Linked DNA regions of Homo sapiens: region 2 is linked to region 1. Evidence: chromatin contacts called from ENCODE Hi-C or POLR2A ChIA-PET data. All regions are on one chromosome and are shown on one strand. Each heading gives the region's core, a stretch centred on a gene start or an enhancer-like site at or near the end of the contact. The rest is flanking DNA. Distances are from core to core; before and after follow the strand shown.

The links. Hi-C counts contacts between places; a loop is a spot of excess contacts on that map. ChIA-PET counts read pairs that join two places held with the same protein, here RNA polymerase II (POLR2A). Pooled maps may share reads with other maps.
Region 2: POLR2A ChIA-PET joins it to region 1 with 12 read pairs in H1. The contact joins two enhancer-like sites. A Hi-C loop is called at or near these places in 1 of 50 pooled maps. POLR2A ChIA-PET finds 5 or more read pairs at or near these places in 5 of 52 experiments (AG04449, H1, HEK293 and 2 more).

What each region holds. Positions count from the first base shown.
Region 1 is chr20:32,180,456-32,183,790 of GRCh38, forward strand. No RefSeq gene overlaps it. Among named protein-coding and RNA genes, the nearest start is that of PLAGL2, 26 kb to the right of the region's middle. RefSeq lists a silencer at 1-181 and an enhancer at 1,602-2,102. Within about 2 kb of position 2,061, at least 2 of the 41 ENCODE cell types and tissues checked have a DNase peak (open chromatin) inside an H3K27ac peak, as active enhancers do.
Region 2 is chr20:32,214,922-32,218,130 of GRCh38, forward strand. POFUT1 (protein O-fucosyltransferase 1) reads left to right here. Exons shown (of 7, transcript NM_015352.2): 3 at 348-530; 4 at 1,688-1,800. Among named protein-coding and RNA genes, the nearest start is that of POFUT1, 8.6 kb to the left of the region's middle. Within about 2 kb of position 1,955, at least 3 of the 41 ENCODE cell types and tissues checked have a DNase peak (open chromatin) inside an H3K27ac peak, as active enhancers do.

The sequences.
Region 1 (3,335 bases), core at 811-3,310:
TTGGCCTCCCAAAGTGCTGGGATTACAGGTGTGGCCACTGCGCCCGGTCTGCACCGCCTTTTTTTACCTGTAAGATCACAGGGCCTCTGCGAAGCACTGTATGAGTGATTTTTTGTTTTGTTTTGTTTTGAGACAGGGTCTTGCTCTGTTGCCCAGGTCAGAGTGCAGTGGCACAATCTCAGCTCACTTCAACCTCCACCTCCCAGGTTCAAGCAATCTTCCCACCTCAGCCTCCGAATAGCTGGGACTACAGGCGCCCACAACCACACTCAGCTAATTTTTTTTTTTTTTTTTTTTGAGATGGAGTCTCACTCTGTCGCCCAGGCTGGAGTGCAGAGGCGCGATCTCGGCTCACTGCAAGCTCCGCTTCCCAGGTTCACGCCATTCTCCTGCCTCAGCCTCCTGAGTAGCTGGGACTACAGACGCCCGCCACCATGCCCAGCTAATTTTTTTTTTTTTTTTTGTATTTTCAGTAGAGACGGGGTTTCACCATGTTAGCCAGGATGGTCTCGATCTCCTGACCTTGTAATCCGCCCGCCTCGGCCTCCCAAAGTGCTGGGATTACAGGCGTGAGCCACCACACCTGGCCCCACTCAGCTAATTTTTATATGTTTTTTGTAGAGACAGGGTTTCACAATGTTGCCCAGGCTGGTCTCGAACTCCTAGACTCAAGTGATGTGCCCACCTTGGCCTCCCAAAGTGCTGGGATTACAGGTGTGAGCCACCACACCCAGCCAAGTTCTTTGAAGTGAAAGAGACACTCACACAATTGATGCTCAATCTCTCCTCACTCACCAAAGGAGAGTCTAAAGGGCCTGCCTCCTAGGAATCTTAGTTTGGCAGTGACTTGGCTCAACTTAAGGAACTTTCTAGGTCCAGAACCCTTGCAACTGGACCTGTGCTAGCCTAGAAGTCAGCACCCTCTAACCCTGAGGGCCATCATGGGGTGAAAGTGCCAGCTGTGAGGTCTCACAGAAAAGCCAAAGTGTGACTGTGAGCGCCTAGAGGCAGTGGTCTTAGCTTGCCTCTAGGCACTGGACATTATGAGCAGACATCCATTCCGCGTCAATGCTTGGTCTACCACTACCCTGCTCCCCCTTGCCAATAACTAATTCAAGACTGGGCATGTGACCCAGTTCTAGTCAGTAAGGTATAGGACCAGGAAAATCTACAGTGGCTTCTGGGAAAGGCTTCCTCCATTTTAAGAGGAGCCATGGTAAGACATAGTCTCCCCTCTCTGGAATTGCCATATTCCAGTGTGGACACTTGGGGCTGCTGCCACCATCTTGGCACCAACCTGAGGATGGAACTAACAAGAAGGATGGCAGATCAGAGAAGGCCCGAGCCTGGACGCATCATTGAGGTGATGGATCAAATAGCCCCACTGCCTCAATTCCCCTCTGAATATTCATATAAGGAAAAAAGACTTAGTGGTTCAGTTAGATGCCACCAAAAGCAAAAGCATTGTCACTGAGCCAGCCACCTGGAGGGCTGGAGGTGCATGGAGGGGAGCACCTTAAAGGTACTTTTACCTCCTGCTAAGGAGTTTTGACTTTCTCCTTTGGATGAGAAAAGGGCCAATAGCTGTGAAAAGACATGCCTAAGGCCATGTAGGGGGAAGTGGCAAGAGCAGCCCTGCACAGGCCTATCAGCCTTCCAGCGGGTGCCTGATGCACTACAGCCCTGTGCCCCAGGATCCTGAGTCAGCTTTGATGGTGGGGCCTGTGGGTGGAGGCCTCAAAGTTCACCGACTCCAGTCAACGTTTAGTTCTCCTGCTGAGCAAGAGCAAGCAAGCACTGGGGACTTCCTTGAATTTTTGTGCTGAAATGGTATCCTTGGAGGAAAATATCAAAGTCCCCCGAGCTGTAATCAAGGCAGTTGCAGATTACAAGTAATTGCCATAGTTTCGGGACAGGTTTTTCTTGGATTTAAAAGAGCCTGTCCAAAGTTCCTTCCCGGGCCAACAGAACAGAACAGGGCAGGCACCTGAGACAGAGGGGAGCAGAACCCTGGGATCCAAGGCTTGTGTTTGCTCTCCACGCCAGAGCAGGAAGCCCCCTCTGTACCCTGGCCTCCTTCCTCCACGCTTGGAGCATGTGTAGGCCACGTGGCCATGTCTCTGTAGTAGGAGTCGGGAATGGGCTCCGGGACATTTATTGCCTCAATTCCAAGACTGCCTGGAAAAGGGCGGTACTGCCTTGGGCAGTAGAGAGTTCCTATCGCTAGAGATACAAACCCCAGAAGGGCCTTCAGCAGGCATCTGATGCCTTCATACATGCTGTCGCCTCGCCCACCAGGAAGACCCTCCTGAACCTCAAAGATGTGACACATGCATTCATTCATTTCACAAAGAACTACTTGTGCCAGGTGCTGCTCTAGGTAAGGGGGATTTAGCAATGAATAAAACAAAGTGCCTCTGGGTGTGGCGGCTCACGCCTGTAATCCCAGCACTTTGGCCAAGGTTGGCAGATCACCTGAGGTCAGGAGTTCGAGACCAGCCTGGCCAACATGGGGAAACCCCATCTCTACTAAAAATACGAAAATTAGCCAGGTATGGTGGTGCATGCCTGTAATCCCAGCTACACAGGAGGCCGAGGCACAAGAATTGCTTGAACCCAGGAGGAGGGGGTTGCAGTGAGCTGAGATTATGCCACTGCACTCCAACCTGGGTGACAGATCCAGACTCCGTCTCAAAAAAAAAAAAAAAAAAATTCCCGAAGAGTGTAGAGAAAAAAAACAGATAAAATGAATATACAATGTGATATCAGGTGGTTGTTAAGTGCTATAACAGAAAGGGGACAGAGAGTGACAGGGTGAGTTTTAGAAAGGGTGGTCGGGGAAGGCTTCCCTGGAAGAGGTGTAACTAATGTTTGAACTGATAAACTTTAATGAAGGCAGGAGCCGGCCATGCAAACATCTGGAGAAGCAGCGTCTAGGCAGAGGGAAGAGGAAGCAAGGTCTTCAGCCAGGTTTGAAGACTAGCAAGAGGCTGGTGTAGACTGGGCATGGTGGCTCACACCTGAAATCCTAGCACTTTGGGAGGCCAAGGTGGGCAAATTGCCTGAGCCCAGGAGTTCAAGACCAACCTGGACAACATGGTGAAACCCCATCTCTACAAAAAATACAAAAATTGGTTGGGCATGGTGGCACACACCTGTAGTTCCAGCTACTCAGGAGGCTGAGGTGGGAGGATCACCTGAGCCCTGGGAGGTTGAGGCTGCAGTGAACCTTGATCGTGCCACTGCACTCCAGCTTGGGCAACAGAGTGAGACTCCATCTCAAAAAAAAAAATGGCTGCTGGAGCTCGAAAGTGGTCTGGCGGCGGAGAAGCATA
Region 2 (3,209 bases), core at 705-3,204, 34 kb after region 1:
CGTCCAAGCTGGAGTCCAGTGGCACAATCTTGGCTCACTGCAAGCAACCTCCACCTCCTGGGTTCAAGCAGTTCTCCTACCTCAGTCTCCCCAGTAGCTGGGACTACAGGTGCTCGCTACCACCCCCAGCTAATTTTCTTGTATTTTAGTAAAGACAGGGTTTCACCATGTTGGCCAGGCTGGTCTCGAACTCCTGACCTCAAGTGATCCGCCCGCCTTATCCTCCCAAAGTGCTGGGATTACAGGCGTGAGCCACTGCACCTGGCCTGGAGTGTATTGTTTTAATAAATGTCTAAAGTAGCCACGGGGGCACTGAGACGGGACCTCTGCTCCTCCTTTTCCTGTAGCTCCATGTGTCCTACCAGAAGTACTTCAAGCTGGAGCCCCTCCAGGCTTACCATCGGGTCATCAGCTTGGAGGATTTCATGGAGAAGCTGGCACCCACCCACTGGCCCCCTGAGAAGCGGGTGGCATACTGCTTTGAGGTGGCAGCCCAGCGAAGCCCAGATAAGAAGACGTGCCCCATGAAGGTGGGTCCTGTGGGTTCGGGGGCCCTTTCTTCCTGTTCCATGTCCTCTAGGCCCCCAAGACTATGTCATGGCAAAATGTGGGGAAAAGCACCAGAAGGACTTAGAATAGAAAGATGGAGATTTAAGTCCTGTTTCTGGCATTTGTTAGCGAAGCTGCATCACCTTGGGCAGAAGACTTTGCTTCTCTGAACCTTCATTTCTACCTACAAAATAGAGATGCCAGTCCCTGCTCTGTCTCACTCCTAAAGTGTCATGAGGGCCAGGTGAAAAAGTGCTTGTAAACTGCAAAGTGCCACATCAGTAATAATAACTAATATTCATGTAGCACTTACTATGTATGTCAGGTACCACGCTAAGAGCTTTACATGTATCAACTCATTTAATACTCACACTGTTCCATGAGGAAAATACTTATAATATCCCCACTTCATAGAGAGGACACCGAGGATGGCACAGAGAGGGTCAGTGTCTTACCCAGGATCACACAGCAAACAAGTGGTAGAGCTGGGATTCAACCTTAGGTAATTTGGCACCATTGTCTACCCACTTAACTTGAATACCTTCCTGCATCTCAGCAGGTAAATGAGAGGCTGTCATATCTTATTAAAAGAAATTTATACATTTCTGGCACTTTGGAAATAAACCCCCAAGTATGTCTTTCGGTGTATGTGCTAAAGTCTTGGGAAAGTGGTTGGAAGAACTATGAAATTTGAGAAAGGAGACCTAGCTCACAGCCCCAACAGTGCCCTTACTGGCTGTGTAACCTTGGGTAAGTGTCTGACCCTCAGTGGGCCTTGGTTTCCACCTTGAAAATGAAGGCATTGGATTAGCCAATCTTGAATGTCTCTTGAAGCTCTAGTCCTTGGTTCAAAATCCAAGGTCTGCTTCTCCCCAGACCCTCATCAGTGCTGCTGGGTCAGCAGGATGTGACATGTGAACAGGAAAGACTCTCCTGCTGGAATCCAGAATTGAAGCCACGGCACTCTGCTCAGCCCCTGGCCTAGGAATTGCAGAGTGACATTTCTCCTAGGCCATCCTGTGAGAGTGTTTTGGCCTGAGTCACATCACCCAGCTTCCCCCACCTACACTTCCCTGGCCCCATCCCCAAATGGCTTTCCCTCCCCATCAGTAAGCCTTCCACCACTCTCTTTCTGCAGGAAGGAAACCCCTTTGGCCCATTCTGGGATCAGTTTCATGTGAGTTTCAACAAGTCGGAGCTTTTTACAGGCATTTCCTTCAGTGCTTCCTACAGAGAACAATGGAGCCAGAGGTACTTGGAGGGGGTAGCGTTTCTGGGTTTAGGGGAGGCGCATGGAGCTCATGAGCATTCAGCACCTTCTGGCACTCTCCCCATCTTCCCAACTCTGATGTATGAGACCAAAGGTGCAGGTGCTCTGTCTGTTGAACTTGGAATCCTGTGTGATCTGTTCCCATGTCCACGCCTGACACGGTGGAACATTGACCCGCCATGAGATTGAGAAAGAGTTCATCGGTTGATAAGGGATGTCATAAAAAGAACATTCTGCAGTCGCATGAGTCTCAATTTCCTCCTCTAGGCGTGAGAATCACTCCTGTGTTACCTTACTCTTCCCAAGGTGAAACTGGAAGCAGCTTCTAGAGAACAGCTTCAGGTGCAGACCGAGAAATGACGTCATCCTGATAATTATTGGACGTGTTTATTAATTGCACCCCATTAGCCCCTGTTTTTAAAAAATATAGGTTAGCAGGACGTGGGCACAGGCCGTGAAACATTTATAGGGCGCCTGTCACGTGTGAGACATAGTAATCAGAGGCCAATGGTGATGTGTGAAAATGAGGATGACCAGCTCTGGTTTTCTAGGAGCTATGGTCTCATAATGACAATAATCAGCATAGTGTACTTGTCCTTAATGTTATAGCATGGCAGGAAAGACCATGGGCTTAGAAGGCAGACATTGGTTAGGAGGTGCAGGGAACATACTAATTCATGTGCGGTCAAAGCACTTGGCATTTAATAGGGCAAAGGTAAACAGATGTAGAGAAATGAGTCTCATGCCTGTAATCCCAGCACTTTGGGAGGCCAAGGTGGGTGGATCACTTGAGCCTAAGAGATCAAGGCTGCAGTGAGCCATGATGGTACCCCTGCACTCCAGCCCAGGTTACAGAGCAAGGGCCTGTCTCAGCAAAACAAAACAAGCACAGGCCAAGGAGTGAGATAGCCAGCGCTGATGGTATCTGCCTCGTAGTGCATGAAGTGCATGTCATACACTAAGCAGCCAGCCAGTGTTGGCTGTCAGTGTTATTACTCACATGCTTTATTTTATTTAAGACTTTGAGATAGTTCATGAAGTGGGTATTATTATCAATTTCCATTTTATAGGTGAGGAAACTGAGCCCAGTGAAGTTAAATAACTTCCCAAGGTCATTGAGCTGTTGAGTGGACAGCTCAGGTCTGTTTGTAAATCTTTAATAAATAACAACAGCTAAGATTCATTTAGTGTCTTCTATGTGCCAGACACTGTTCTAAGTCTTCACAGGTATTGACTCACTTAATCTTTCCCTGAGTCTGTGGGTTGTTACTGCCATCTGTGCTTTACACTTAGAGAAATTGAAGCAGAAAGGAATAAGGTCCCTTGCCCAAGGTCATAAAGCTTGAAGTTGCAGAGCTTGGTTTTGAACCCAGAAGTCTGAATCCAAAGC